Linked DNA regions of Homo sapiens: all the other regions are linked to region 4. A link is a contact called in ENCODE Hi-C or POLR2A ChIA-PET data. All regions are on one chromosome and are shown on one strand. The core of a region is the stretch at or near the end of the contact, and the rest is flanking DNA. Distances in the headings are between cores, read along the strand shown. Region 1 holds the start of RIPK1 (receptor interacting serine/threonine kinase 1). Region 2 holds the start of FAM8A1 (family with sequence similarity 8 member A1). Region 3 holds the start of ECI2 (enoyl-CoA delta isomerase 2). Region 4 holds the start of C6orf52 (chromosome 6 open reading frame 52). Region 5 holds the start of CDYL-AS1 (CDYL antisense RNA 1).

Region 1 (2,700 bases), core at 1-2,500, 7.6 Mb after region 4:
CACCGTGCCCGACGCAGTATTCCACATTTCTAACAAGACAATTTCCTCTTGACTCAGTCCATCTTCCTAGCAGTCACAGAATGCAGATGAGTACTAAGACATTGCACATTTCAAAGTTCACTTCCTGCCTTGGCTTCTTCAAGTGTAAGTCAGGGAAGAATTAATCATTGGAACAGCCTCCTGCTTTGCCCAAAATAAAAAAGAGCTCTGATTAAGGGAGAGCCAAATGGTCAGCAAGAGAGAAAGAACTAACAACCCCAGACCTCCCCCTGCCCCCGCAACCCCCGCATCCCTGTGAGGCTTTGTCAAATGCTTAGGGAAGGAGGATGCAGCCTATCCTCTTCCCAACCCTCAAGAGGGTCCGCAGCACTTCACAAAAGCACCTGCCAGTGACAGAAGCCTGCTAGGGTTACCACATTCGTCCCCTCAGTCGTCTAAGATCACGCAGAAATGCTTTTGTTTTTGGAACCTGCTGCGGCCTCAAGCGCAACAGTAAAAGGCCCTTTCAAAGGGCTGGTAAGGGAAGAGCCCAAACTGTTTTTTCTTAATGATAGGGCACTAGGAGCCCACCTTCTCCACCAAAACAACATTAATGGCGTGTGGGACTGCCTATTCCACCCTCACGCGGTAACCGCGGCCCAAAGGCAGGTCTCCGCCCGCTACCAGTCCAGCGCCCCGACCTCTGGCACAGAGGCGGCCAGCGGACTCCGGATAAGCAGAGACACCTAGCGGAGCACCCCTGACTTCCGGGAGCGCCCGCGGCCCCGCCCACCGCCCGACTTCCGGTACCGGCGGGGCCCGCCCGCCGCGCGCACCCCGGGCAGAGTCCCTCTCCTTCCGGGAAGCCCGCGGCCGCCCCGGCCTCCACGCAAGCACCCGAGCGTTACTTTCGTTTCCGCGGCAAACGTCTGGAGGCCCGGGTGAGGGAAGAAGCGGCGGCGGAGGGTTGGGGATTACTCCGACGCCGCGGCAGCCTTGCCCGGGCGTGCTGGGGGAGGGCGCGCGAACCCCGACCAGGGGGGTCACCGGGACTGAGCCCGGCGGCCTCCGGAATGTTCCCCGCGCGGTGCCAGTCCGCTCACCGCGCCCTTCTCCGTGGCCGCGCCGTCCAGCCAAGTCCTGCCGCGCTCCGTCGGCCCCGCCCGGATGGCCGCGCTCTGGCGCCCCAGCTGTGGGTCCCCTGGAGTCGCCGCGCTCCGGCAGCTGGCCCGCCGTCCGCGTCGAGCGCGCCCGGCTGGAGGGCGTGGACTGTTCGCGCTGCCTCCTCCCCCTGCCCCGGCCCTTGCCGGGGAGGAGGACCGCGAGAGCGCCGCCCCGCCGCTCGTGGGACCTCGCGCCCGGGGTCTGAGTCCCGGAGCTCTCTTGCGGGCTAGAGGATCGCGGACTTTGTTTTCAAGCGAGTGGGGCGGCCTACGTAAAAGAGGAAACCGAAACCTCCGCGCGCACGAGAGGGAGAAGGGTCTGGAGGGAAGCACTGGGTGGATTACAGCGGGGGCGCTATCCGGAGGATTCAGAGCTCTGCGGGTTAGCATAGGCAAGTTAGCATTCCTCTACCTTCATCTGTAAAGTGGGGCTGTTGAGGAGGAAATGTGATTATTTTGCAGCCCTTTAAAATGGTAATTGTGAAGTCTCGAGCAAAGTTGGAACTGCATGCTATTCATGTATATTAAAAATCAAATAATAAAATTATATGCACATCAGGCCGGGCGCGGTTGTTCACGCCTGTAATCCCAGCACTTTGGGAAGCCAAGGCGGGCGGATCACTTGAGGTCAGCAGTTCGAGACCAGCCTGGCCAACATGGTGAAACCCCATCTCTACTAAAAAATACAAAAATCAACTGGGCGTGGTGGCGGGCACCAGCAATCCCAGCTACTCGGGAGGCTGAGGCAGGAGAATCCCTTGAACCTGGGAGGTGGAGATTGTAGTGAGCCGAGATCGCGCCACTGCACTCCAGCCTGGGTGACAAGAGCAAGATTCCGTCTCAAAAGGAAAAAAAAAAAAAGCACAACAGGATTACATACTGTGAAAAGATATGTATGTCAAGAGAACTAGCCACGTTCACAACACGAGCCACAGACTGGGAGAAAATATTTGCAAAAGACATATCTGATAAAGCACTGTGACCCAAAATATACCAAAAAAAACCCTCTTAAAATGCAACAATATGAAAATGTACAACTTGATTAAAGGCGGGCAAAAGCTCTGAACATACACCTCACCATATGTATATGCATATGAAAAGATGCTCAACATCATGTCATTAAAGAATTGCAATTTAAAAAAACAAATACTATTACACATTTATTAGAATGGCTAAAATTCAGAACACTGACAACAACAAATGTTGATGAGGATCTGGAGCACAAGGAACTCCCATACATTCCTAGTGGGAATGCCTAATGTTAGAGTCTGGAAGACATTTTGGCAATTTCTTAACCAAGCTCTTCTTACCATAAGATGAAGCAACTCCACACCTTGGTATTTACCCAAACGAGTTGAAAGCTTATGCCCATACAAACACCTGTACAAGAATGTCTATAGCAGCTTTATTCATAATTGCCAAAACTTGAGGGCATCCAAGATATCACTTAATGGGTGGACAGATAAGCTGTGGTACATCTATACAATGGAATATTAAGTGCTAAAAAGAAATGAGCTCTGAAGCCACAAAAAAAAAAAAAAAAAAAAAAATCCTGGAG
Region 2 (2,700 bases), core at 61-2,560, 6.9 Mb before region 4:
AAATGAAGTGAAGCTTTGACCCAATCAAAACTTCCTAACTCCACTTGTATCCATGTCGATCTCCTTTTATATCCGTTCAGTTCCACTGTCCTAAGTAGCCAATGTCTGAATAATTTTCAGCATTACCAGTCGAGCCCCTCCAAAAGTGGGTTTGCCATTTGCGAATTTAGCTTTGGCCCTCACTGCAGAGCGTGAAAACCAAAGGAAGAGGATGGTTTGAAGAGCAATTTCTTTTCACGAATAAACAACTAGTCCCATGAGTAAGGGAGTCAATTTGGAGTGCCAGGTCTAAAGGAAGAAGAAACTGTATTGCCTCCTTGTACATTTTGGGAATTTAGGGCCTGGACAAACGATAGCTAGTGAACTGAACGGGCAGGATAGTCAATCAGAGTAGAAGCAGCAGTTACAGGTCTAAAAAGCGTGCCAGCTCTACCCCACAGGCCCCCGAAAACCCTTCTACTCCGCCCAGCCTCCACCTCGCGCTTCTCACCTGCCTGTCGCCCGGTCTCGCTCGGGCTTCGCGAAGGGGCTGCGGATCCTACCCTCGTCACTGGAGTGGCCCGGACCGACGCCTGCACGTGAGGAGCCCGGGGTCCCAGGCCCGCGACTGGAGCAGGGGTGCTGATGCCGGCAGCTGTCCGCGGGTCAGGCCCCGCGGCCCCGGGGCTCAGGAAGTAGAAGGGGTTGTAATAGCCCAGCTGCGGGGGCGGCGGCGCCGCGGCCTGGGGGACTGCAGCGCCGCCCGAAGGGAAGCTCTGCGGGGAGGGCTGGGGGCTGCAGTAGGCTGGGAAGGCGGCCAGGCCGCTGTGCCAGGTGAGGTAGCCGCAGTAGGACTGCCACAGCCACTCGTGCACTTGCCGGGAGTACTCGCGGGCGCTCAGCCGAGCTGGTCTCTCTCGTGGCGCCGCGGCTTCGGGCGCCTCGCAGCCCGCCTGCTCCTGCAGCTCTGCACCGGAGCCGGAGGCCGCCTCCCCGCGCTTCCTGAGCTCGCGCGGCGGCTCCAATTTGTCGGCTGCGGCGGCAGCCGCGAGGCCCGGGGCTGTGGGCCGGCCCGGGGCCTGGGGTTCGGCCTGGGGGTCGTCGCGGGGGCATGGGACGGCGGTGGTAGGAGGGCCTCTCAGGGAAGGGACGGGCTCGTGGTCCCCTCCGCCATCGTCCTGCCCGGGAGGGTGGCCTCGGGCTTCCTCGGGCCCCTCGGCCATCGTCGCCTCAGCAGCACCCTCTGGGATACCTGTCACTGCTCCGTTTCCCTCCCCCAATGGCCCCTCCCCAACAGCCCCGTCACCACCGCAGCAACCGCAGGCGTCAACAATCCCCCGCCGGAAGCGGAAGCCCCGCCCCTCAGGAGCAACGCCCGCCGCCAGGCGGAGCTGGGAAGGGAGGGCGGGGAGGTGCGTCTGCAGTCCCGGGTTCGGGCCCTAGTAGTCGGTGGCTGGTCGGTGACTGGGACCAGACCGTCGCCTCCTCCCTTTTACAGCTTTAAGTCTGTGACCCGAGGCCTCTCTGTATATTCCCGTGGGGTTGGGCCTAGTTGTCCTGGGAGAAACTAGATGGATGAGGAGTATTTCCGAGACAGGTCCCAGGGCCAGCGCAGCCTTTTCTGTTGCAGAACCGCGACTGTTGTTTTGGGATCCAGGCCGGAGGGTTTGTTGCTTGTGTTCATTCCAGTTAACCATTAGTACTCGAGAAGGTGGTACAGAACGCATCTATCCCCTTAGAAGAAAAGAAATTAAAAGCCAAACTAAACTGGGATATATATTAATATAGGAAACTACCACTGAGACATAGGAAAGTGTATTAAAATATAACTAGTGAGGTGCTATGTATAATTCAGAGGAAGGGGAAATTATGCATGGGCCAGACTACTAACAAAAGGCTCCAAAGCCTGGGATACGCTGAGGGCCTTTCCATAACAGAAAATGAAAAGGAACCTAAATTTGAGACTAGATTTGAGGAAAGGCACAGTTGCGCTGGAGTAGAAAGCGTCTGTCTACCGCAGTGGAAAGTAAGTTTTCGTAAATGCAGACTAGCTCCAGGGTGAGGACAGAATCTAGCTTTTAAATCAGTATAATCTCTCTTCTTTTACATTTGAAAATCTCTGCAGCGATATGTTATTGTATCCCCAGCACCATACAAAGGACATACAAGGGCCAAATACTGTGGGAATATTTATTAATGATATTAATGATGATGCTGTCCGGGCCAAAGGAAAACTTCCGCTTCACCTTCTGAAGTTTCGCTGAAAGTCACTGACAGGAGGCAGTTAATAGGAGAAAAGACATAGACATTGATTTGACCATCGTTTTATGTGACACGGGAGCCTTCAGAATGAAGACCCAAAGATAACAAGGGAAATCGTGTATTTGTATGCTTAGGTTCAACAAAGCATGGACAGCCGTATAAAAAAATGACTGGACAAGGCCGGGCGCGGTGGCTCACGCCTGTAATCTCAGCACTTTGGGAGGCTGAGGCGGGCGGATCACAAGGTCAGGAGATCGAGACCATCCTGGCTAACACAGTGAAACCCCGTCTCTACTAAAAATACTAAAAATTAGCCAGGCGTGGTGGCGGGCGCCTGTAGTCCCAGCTACTCAGGAGGCTGAGGCAGGAGAATGGCGTGAACCCGGGAGGCGGAGCTTGCAGTGAGCCGAGATTGCGTCACCGCACTCCAGCCTGGGCGACAGAGCGAGACTCCGTCTC
Region 3 (2,844 bases), core at 107-2,606, 6.6 Mb after region 4:
AAAAAAAAAAAAATCTCTTTGGGATAAGCCCAAATTGTTCTATTTGACTTTTGGTGTTGCCCCATCTACACTATTACCCAGATCTACCTGATGAAACTTAATGATAAAGTTACTTGAGACTTGGACTCTGCCCACCTGCAAGCCTCCTGTCTTTGGGGAATTCACCTGATTAATCTTTCTGGGTCTCAGTTTCCACATCAGCTCAACAGGGCAATATGCTCAACAGGGCAATTTCCACATCAGCTCAACAGGGCAATATCATTTTCCTTACAGGGTTGTCCAAAGACTTACAATTAGCCTGGCTCACTATAGGTAGTCCACAGGTGTCAGCTACATAAATCTAAAACTCCTAGGCATGCTTGGATGGGACAACTTGGGCACAGAATTTAGAGGGGTGGTTTTGTTTCGTTTTGTTCTGTTTTGTTTTTTGGTTCTCTGGGAACTGGACAAGGTGACACAGCCAAGGCCCTTCCAACTCTTAAGAATTCTTCCCCAAAGAAAATACTTTGCAAATGCCTCAGCAGAACTCAAAAATATCCACAAACTCTTCACTGACACTAAAAACTTGGGTACTCCAAAAATCACTTCTGACCCCCAGGCGTCCTACCAGGTCTGCAAACCTTCGATTTGGGGATGCATGACCTAGCAGCTTTTAAGCATACGCCCTCAATTGTTACCCCACCTCCCGGCTCAGGGCTGGCCCTCGGGATGCAGCGACCCCTCCTCGCCAGGCTCCGCGGGACTCCGGGCAGGGCGCTCAGTGCTCCGGCAGCCACAGGGTTCGCAGAGCTGAGGTCCGCCCGAGAGAGCAGCCGCGCCTCCAGCTCGCAGTTACTCGGAGCCAGGCCGGGGAGCATCTGTGCCCCGCCCCACGCGCCGCGCAAGTCCTCCCGGGATCACCCTCCCCGCGCCGCGAACCCCCCGCACTTCCTCCACTCCCGGGTGATACCCGGCCTCGCTCCGGCCCCGCCCCCGCATCTGAGCCCCGACTCCTAACCGCCTAGAGCTCCCGCCCCGCCCACGCACCGACCCCCCCGGCCCCACCCCCGAGCCCCCGCAGCCCCAGAGGAGGCCACGGGCTAGCGATGGCGAATGCGGCGTGGCTACGCTCTCAGCCTGGCCCCGCCCCAACCCTGGCCCCGCCCATGCCCCAGGCTCCTGCCTGGGCTCTGCTCTCGGCCCCGCCCCGCACCCAAGCCCCGGCCCCACCCCCGAGCCCCCGCAGCCCGGGAGCCTAGGCCCCGCCCCCGAGTCCCGGCTCCACCCCCGAGACCCGGCCCCACCCCCGAGCCCCCGCAGACCGAGCTAGGCCCCGCCCCCGAGACCCGGCCCCACCCCCGAGCCCCCGCAGCCCTAGAGCCGCCCAAGGGATGGCGATGGCGTACTTGGCTTGGAGACTGGCGCGGCGTTCGTGTCCGAGGTAAGCTTGGAGTCCCGGCCGTTCGGCCCATGGTCGCCCGCAGGATACCGCTGTCCAGGCGAAGGTCGCCGCCGTTGGAAGACCCTCCTTCCCTATTGTCTAGGTGGCAACAGGATTTTGCTTTGCTGGTTTTCCGGTGAGGTAGTGCTAAAAAGTGACGACCTCACGCGCGCCCTCCTGCACCGCTGGGCCCGGAGTGGTCAGGATGGGCGCGTCGGGAGGTCAGGGCTATGGTTCCCTGTCAGCAGTCCCCAAGGTCTCCGCCTGCCTCCGCGCACGCTCCCATCCTCCTGGGGCCGGACTCCGGGCGGGTGAGCCGCCCCAGCTGAGCACCCGGGCCTGCACTTCCCAGCCGGGCTGCTTCTGGGGTGCAAAGCGTCGCTTGCTAAAAGCGAGGTAAACGCAAGCCGTTATCACTCGTGTGGACTTAACACTCTGCTTCTTGGAGAACACGTATGCTATAAAGTGAAATGGCCGGGTACAGAGTAACGGCTAAGAAGCACGCTGCACCTCCCTGGGGTCCCGGGAACCCGCACGAATCTGTGCATAGGGAACAAAACCGAAACACGGTGGTGGCCTTGAAGTGGTAGAATTATGAGTGATTTTCCCGACTTTATGTATTTTCTTAAATGGTCGTGTTTTTGCTATTTGTTTTTAAAACTCACGCTTTATTTAAAAATAAATTTGTTCCACATTTTGTGGAAACTTGTACATTTCGGCTTTCTGTGGATATTTTAAATTTTTCTTTCGTTTTCTACGTGGAATTTGCCATATAAGATGCAGTTTTTCCCTTTACAGAAAATCATTTTAATGTAAAACTTACTCTAGGCTGATCTTACTGAATCAGTTACTAATAGTCCAAAGTTTGAACCTAGAGTTCATTGCACCATTTTCGAGTTACATAATTGTGTTTGTGTGTTAGGTTTGGGCTTTGTAACCTGTATTATTTTAATCATCTTTTTTGCCATTAACTCTATTATTCAGTGTCATCGTCGTGAACTCCATTTTTAGCTTGTGGCCTGAGTCCTGTGCATTCAAGTTTGCCACCCCACCCCCGCTCACTATGTGTGCTTAAAAACGTGCTGATCACCCCCGCGGTGGTTGCTGTTTCTGCTCTGTTCCTGGCTGGCTGGTTAAACATACCCATAGAAAGGGGCACGCCTGCTGAGCCCCCTTCACTGACTCCCTTCCACTGCAGGTAGATTCCCTCCCATCTGCTGAGAAGGCTGTGGCTCTATCTGGAATGCCAGCAACTGCTCGTGTGTTCTTTTGAATATTTCTTGTATGTTCACATCCATTCTCCCCTCCTTCCACCTGTGTGTATGTTGGAACACCAGCTTCGCCAGCAAAGAGGCAAGAATTGACCTGATATAGCTTATGGCTTATCAGTGAGTGCAGAGGCTGTTTCAGGACTTTGGGACACT
Region 4 (2,802 bases), core at 242-2,741:
AGCAGTCACTTAACCTATCTAGGACCAACATTTTGGTACTTCATCTGCAAAACGAGAATAACTGCATCCTCCTCAGAGGGTTGCTGTGAGGACTACTGTGTGTCTGGAACACAGTTAAGTAATTTCACTACAAAAAAAAAAAATTAAATAGCATCATCTTTGACTATTCAAAACACATCACTTTTCAGCCAAAGACAAAGAGCAAATAACTGGAGTAGGAAACAAAATAAACGAAAGCAATAGGCCAAGTGATATACTTCCAAATTTTCTGGATAATTAAAGACCGACGCCTTGACTTCATAAAGAAGTACTGTACTCAATTTTCTAGAAAATGCTTAGAATTGCTTCAAGAATAAAAGTGAGCTAGATGTTAGGAGGTCGGATTCCTAGTCGTGAGTATAGTCCTATCTACCTATTTGACTACTGATAATTTATTTGACCTTTTTATCTATTCACACATCTAGTAATATCATATTCTGCTGTAATTTCTCTCCATCTATGCGTCTCCTCAGTCCTCCACCCCTTATGTAGGCAACGTCTCTAAGGCAAGATCCATACCTCCAGCATCTTTGCATCTCCACCGCCCAGCTCGCCATAAGTTCCCAACAAATAATGAATTGGTATCGCTTTACCTATAAGGGATTTATCCTAATCTAGTTCTAGTAATTTGTAAAATTCCAGGGCAGAAATTCAGCAAAAGAGCGAGATCTTCTTTCATTAAATTCTGAATACTGTCAACTTATGGGATCGATCCTTAAATCCACAATCTACGACTCATTTGTCCGTATGCAGAAATGCCGGTTTCCTTTGTGTCCCGTGGACCTTTTGTCTACTAGAAAAGGCAGATATTGCCTCATTTTGATAAAATGTCCATTCTACGGTTTAAAAGGTTAGCTTTTCTCTTAAGTCTCTTAGGTTTGATTCATCAAATCATCCAGTGAACAGCAGGCGCTCCAATGTTCACCTCTGCTGTGTAGGAACCAAACCCGACCTTCCCGGCCCCGCCTCCGACTGTCTCTAACTACGCGGTATCTCACCTCGTGGTCGCCGCAAGCCTCGGGCTCCGGGTGTACAGCGAACCCAAAGAGGACCTGCTCGTAGCAACCAGCGACCAGCTCCATTCAGCAGCGCACGTGCCTCTTCCGCCAGCCCGGCTCAGCCTGGAGGTGACAGAACCGGAAACCAAAAAAAAAAAAAAAAAAACACCTGACTCCTTTCTGCATCGGCGCTCGAATTATACGTCAGGCTCCAGGGCTGCCTTTAAGTCGCCTGTAACGTGGAAACACTTTAAGCGCGGGGAGGTCACATGGATTTTCCAAGAAGAGAATAAGTAAAGATGCCACATGAGGAGGTTCTCACTGCAAGGAGAAAAAAATCGGGGGCAAGCAGGCATATCTCAGGAAGGTGCCAGCTACGCCCGTCTGAAGGGAGCGGGCGGGACATCCTCTGCGAAGCCCTTCATTTCCGTGACATCAGGAGGAGGTGGGGCCGACTTCCGGCCGGTTGCTTAGGGGCTGTAGCGCCGGCAGCGTGCATTGTTGTGGGCTGTGTACTAGTAGGGTAGGAGTTTTTGTTCAGGGACCAGCGGAACGAGGCTTTCTGTCGTTAATAGGGTAAGGAGGGGTGGGATTAGGGTTCGCGGTGACTTGTTCCAGCGGCGCAGCGCTCGCGCTGCCTTGACGGACTCGGAGTGCTAGATGTGTCCGCGTTCCCGTCTGCCCGGGCCAGAACCCCAGCCCTGCACACTTTCTCTGTCTGCTTGTCTAACTCTGGGGCTGTATTGGCCAAGGTTGCGGCACCTCCTGGGGAGGGAGCAGTGAGCCTTCATTTTTTTTTTTTTTTTTTTGAGACGGAGTTTCGCTCTTTTTGCCCAGGCTGGAGTCCGGTGGCGCGATTTCGGCTCACCGCAACCTCTGCCTCCCGGGTTCAAGCAATTCTCCTGCCTCAGCCTCCCGAGTAGCTGGGATTACAGGCATACGCCACCACGCCTGGCTAATTTTGTATTTTTTAGTAGAGACAGGGTTTCTCCATGTTGGCTAGGCTGGTTTTGAACTCCCGACCGCAGGTGATCCGCTTGCCTCGACCTCCCAAAGTTGCTGGGATTGCAGGCGTGAGCCACAGCGCCCGGCCAGAGCCTTCATTTGAGAGTTGGGAAAACAAAGTGAGCCTGAGCAACATATTTTGATGCCGTCTCTACAAAAATGTTATAAATTAGCCCAGCATGGCGACGCCCGCCTGTGGCCTCAGCAACTCGGAAGGCTGAGGTGGGAGGATTGCTTGAGCCCAGGAGGTCGAGGCTGCAGTGAGCCGAGATCGCTCCACTGCATTCCAGTCTGGGGGACGAGCCAGGCCCCCTTTCAAAGAAAAAAAAAGTTTTATTTAATAAGGTTTAGAGATTCAGGTATGTCTTAGACATTACAGCTTTCCTACAAGCTCCCAACAGAGTAAATCTTGGTTCGTATAGTTCTCATAAACACCGTAGTAGGTCATTTGGTAAACAAGATGCATAGTCCATCCTTCTCAAATCTTCAGCCTCCATTTCAAGTGCGATACAGTGCTTCAGCGCTTAGACCCTTTTGTTTCCAATAACTTTTCTTCTCTGGTGTTCTGAATTGTTAGTACGTGTTAATAGAGGCTAGTTTGGGTCTTGCAGAAATGATTTCATTTGGGATGCTTTGGTTGTCACTGCAGTGCAGAAAAGACCTTGTTATTGTTAGAAATAGATAATTGGTGACACGAAGAAAAGTCAGCATGGAGACAAAAGATCTCTCAGCAAGGCAATTTTTACTTTATGCAGAAAGG
Region 5 (2,700 bases), core at 83-2,582, 5.9 Mb after region 4:
GGGGCAGGGTCGGGGCGGGCGCCGGCGCCGGGCGGCCGACACTTTGTTTCAGTTGGGTCCTGCGTGGCCTGCGCTTCCTGCTCCCGCGGCCGGCCGGGCGCTGGGCACGGACGAGCCTCTTGCACTCCGCGGCCAGTGCGGGCCGGCGGCGCGGCGGGGTTGTGCGCAGGAGCAGCTACGCAACGCGCCCTGGGCGCCCCGCGCTCACTCCCCGGCGGGCCGGCTCGCGCTCGGGCTCATCGCGCCCCGCCGCGGGGCCGGGCGGGCTGGGGCGGGCGCGGCGGCGTGCGGGCGGCGCGGCCGGATCGCGGCTCCCCTCTCCGGTGTAGTGCAGAAAGCTTCCTACTTGCGACCAAAAAACCTGCCCCGGCTACTGAGCATGCCCAGTGCGGCCGCCCGGCCCTGCGGAGCCGCGCTCCCGCGCTCCGGGTTTTCGGGCCGCCCGCGCGGGAGGGGCGGGGCGGCGGCGGGGCGGGGCAGCCGAGGGGAGCAGTGGGCTCCGCTCGGGGCCGAGGCGGGCGGCCGGCGGGGCCGGGAGCGAGCCGGCAGGAAGGGGAGGAGCGGGGCAGTCGGGGGCGGGGCCGCGAGCGCGGGGGGCGGGGTGGTGGGCGGGGCTCCGACTTCCCCAGTCCCGCTTGCGGGGTCGGCCTGGCCCGCGGCACCGCCCCCCAGCCCGCCTCGACGTGGGCGCTTGCGGCCCGGCCCAGGGCAGGCGGGACCTGGACCTCGAGGTTCGAGGCGCAGCGCGGTTGTGCACACCAGGACGGGCAGCGACGGACCCGAGATGGGGCAGGGAACCATGCGAGCGAGCCGGCCCGCGTCTGGAGCCCACCGCCCCGACGGCAGCGGCCGCGCCGTCTACCGCGCGCCTCCCTCCAGGAGGAGCCCAAGAGGCGGCCTCCGTGCGCCCGCCCGTCCGGGGCCGGGCCAGCCCGCGAAGGGCCGGCGGCGTGGCCAGGTGGAGCACCCACCCCACCCCATGCCCGCCCCACCGGCCGCCGCCAAGACCCGGAGCCCGGGCCGCGCGCCCCGCGGGGTGGCCCGGCGAGCTCCGGCTGGCACGCTGGCTCCGCGGCAGGCCGGGGGTGGGATCCGGGGGGCGGGAGCCGGGCGCGGCGGAGGGCGGCGCGAGGGCGCGGCTGCCTCCGCTCTGCCCGCAGCTCCCCCCACGCCAGGCCTCTGGGTTCCTCTCGGAGCGTCCGCCTCCTCCGAAGCGCAGCTGGGAAGGGACCGAGTCTGGATTCCAGGGAGGTCCGGGTTCTAATCGAACGAGGCTGTCAATGGTGGTTCCTTTCGCGGAACGGTGTGGACTACACGACAGGCCCTCGCTCAGAACAGCGAGGGCTGGCCCGCGCTCCACTTCCCAGGGAAGATCTACTGCCAGGGCACACCTGCCGGGCCCTGGACGTGCCCCATCGGTGGCGAAAGAAGGGGCTTCCTGACCCAACTCCCCCAGACAGCCGCCAACTCCGATCACTCTGGCCGAGTATGCGGAACTTCCCCACGGGGCACTGCAGAGGCATTAGTTCACCCTCTCCCCCAGGCCCTGCATCGGGAAGCCCTCGCCAGTTCCTCCATGTCTCCCCGGGCATCCTTCGGGCCGCCTCACTCCTCCGTGCTCCATCTCGCTCCAGTTCCTAACCTACCTTGGAGCCACAAGGCTCCTCCCACCAGTTTTCTTCCTAAAGCCCTATTCGTTTGTGCCCCCCAACAGCGTTTCAACAACCACGGGGCGTCTCACAGACCCCGCGGTTTCCTGTCCTCCCCACGCCCAGGAACAAGCACCACGCCAACCCTTAAGTCACTGCGAGTCGAATCGCCGTTCCCCTTAAGCGGTGCTTCTACCTGCGGTCCCCACCGTTTGAAACAAACTCCCAGCTCAGGGATCACCTTAAAAGGATAGCCTTCCTGACTTCCAGGGCCAAATCGGTAACTCCCTCTTCAAGCGCTGCCTAAGCACTCACGCGTGCTCACTGCAGCACTCGTCTCTGTATTTTAAGGTTTGTCTACTCTTCACCCCACCCCAACTCCAAACGATGACCTTCAGTCAGACTTCATCTTCAAATTTGACGCTGGCCCCTAGCACCATTCTCTATACAGGAAATAAGGTGTTGTTCAATGAATGGAATTTCAGTGTCCACGAGAAAGCCCAATACCTACACATCCAATTCCCATTATCAAATGTTTGCACAAGAATCGCAAATTAAAGCCACCACTTCATCAACTGGTCAAGGCGCCTCAAGCTCTGCCTCTTTCCCTGATGGCCCAGCCAATTCCCTCTCCCTCCTCCAAACAGCGCCTCTTTCCTCTCACTTAGCATTTCCATTATATGCTGCATTTCATTGTTGCCTTCTCTCTAGGTTTACCAATTTATCAACAAAAGTTGTAAGTTCCTTGAAGGCAAGGACTAGGATTTTATACATTTGGGAAATCTCAAAGCATTGAGTGCACACTTCGGCAAGCGCTCAAATACTGGCAGGTGATAGTTTAAAATCCCTCAAGAAAAATCAACTGTAAAAAAGAGATCCTCAATAGGAAATAGATACATATAACATATAAGCCTATTATGCAATGATGGACCAATACAAATACAAGCACTTCTCGCCATGACCATTACTCCAATTATTGCCCCCTTCAGAACATCCACAAGCTTAGGCATTCACAAGGGGCTCCACCATGTGCGTAATGGTACTGTGGTCT

The links. A loop is a pair of places that touch in the nucleus more often than their neighbours do. ChIA-PET counts read pairs that join two places held with the same protein, here RNA polymerase II (POLR2A). Pooled maps may share reads with other maps.
Region 1: a loop to region 4 is called in a pooled map, with 8 times the contacts of the local background. The contact joins the promoter of RIPK1 here to the promoter of C6orf52 in region 4. A Hi-C loop is called at or near these places in 1 of 168 maps with a recorded cell type or tissue (CD8-positive, alpha-beta T cell) and 1 of 50 pooled maps. POLR2A ChIA-PET finds 5 or more read pairs at or near these places in 1 of 52 experiments (CD8-positive, alpha-beta memory T cell).
Region 2: a pooled map shows a loop between it and region 4 (10-fold over the local background). The contact joins the promoter of FAM8A1 here to the promoter of C6orf52 in region 4. A Hi-C loop is called at or near these places in 6 of 50 pooled maps. POLR2A ChIA-PET finds 5 or more read pairs at or near these places in 3 of 52 experiments (CD4-positive, alpha-beta T cell, CD8-positive, alpha-beta T cell and naive thymus-derived CD8-positive, alpha-beta T cell).
Region 3: a loop to region 4 is called in a pooled map, with 12 times the contacts of the local background. The contact joins the promoter of ECI2 here to the promoter of C6orf52 in region 4. A Hi-C loop is called at or near these places in 4 of 50 pooled maps. POLR2A ChIA-PET finds 5 or more read pairs at or near these places in 2 of 52 experiments (OCI-LY7 and activated CD4-positive, alpha-beta T cell).
Region 5: a map of naive thymus-derived CD4-positive, alpha-beta T cell shows a loop between it and region 4 (16-fold over the local background). The contact joins the promoter of CDYL-AS1 here to the promoter of C6orf52 in region 4. A Hi-C loop is called at or near these places in 1 of 168 maps with a recorded cell type or tissue (naive thymus-derived CD4-positive, alpha-beta T cell) and 5 of 50 pooled maps. POLR2A ChIA-PET finds 5 or more read pairs at or near these places in 1 of 52 experiments (naive thymus-derived CD4-positive, alpha-beta T cell).

Annotation. Positions count from the first base shown.
Region 1 is chr6:3,067,044-3,069,743 of GRCh38, reverse strand. It overlaps RIPK1 (receptor interacting serine/threonine kinase 1), which reads right to left and starts at 1,250. Exons shown (of 11, transcript NM_001354930.2): 1 at 1,083-1,250. RefSeq lists a silencer at 592-1,381.
Region 2 is chr6:17,598,912-17,601,611 of GRCh38, reverse strand. It overlaps FAM8A1 (family with sequence similarity 8 member A1), which reads right to left and starts at 1,310. Exons shown (of 5, transcript NM_016255.3): 1 at 491-1,310. The coding sequence starts at 1,202. LOC102724591 (a long non-coding RNA gene) reads left to right here and starts at 2,636. Exons shown (of 5, transcript XR_007059485.1): 1 at 2,636-2,700. RefSeq lists a silencer at 972-1,451.
Region 3 is chr6:4,134,087-4,136,930 of GRCh38, reverse strand. It overlaps ECI2 (enoyl-CoA delta isomerase 2), which reads left to right and starts at 1,356. Exons shown (of 10, transcript NM_206836.3): 1 at 1,356-1,420. The coding sequence starts at 1,371. It overlaps ECI2-DT (ECI2 divergent transcript), which reads right to left and starts at 859. Exons shown (of 4, transcript NR_103764.1): 1 at 683-859. RefSeq lists silencers at 801-1,010, 1,171-1,310.
Region 4 is chr6:10,693,305-10,696,106 of GRCh38, reverse strand. C6orf52 (chromosome 6 open reading frame 52) reads left to right here and starts at 1,491. Exons shown (of 5, transcript NM_001145020.3): 1 at 1,491-1,613. It overlaps PAK1IP1 (PAK1 interacting protein 1), which reads right to left and starts at 1,135. Exons shown (of 10, transcript NM_017906.3): 1 at 1,038-1,135. The coding sequence starts at 1,121. RefSeq lists enhancers at 1,108-1,487, 917-1,519, 1,528-1,577.
Region 5 is chr6:4,774,058-4,776,757 of GRCh38, reverse strand. It overlaps CDYL-AS1 (CDYL antisense RNA 1), which reads left to right and starts at 1,332. Exons shown (of 2, transcript NR_183279.1): 1 at 1,332-1,486; 2 at 2,001-2,232. It overlaps CDYL (chromodomain Y like), which reads right to left and starts at 354. Exons shown (of 7, transcript NM_004824.4): 1 at 1-354. RefSeq lists silencers at 3-552, 573-1,202 and an enhancer at 1,010-1,663.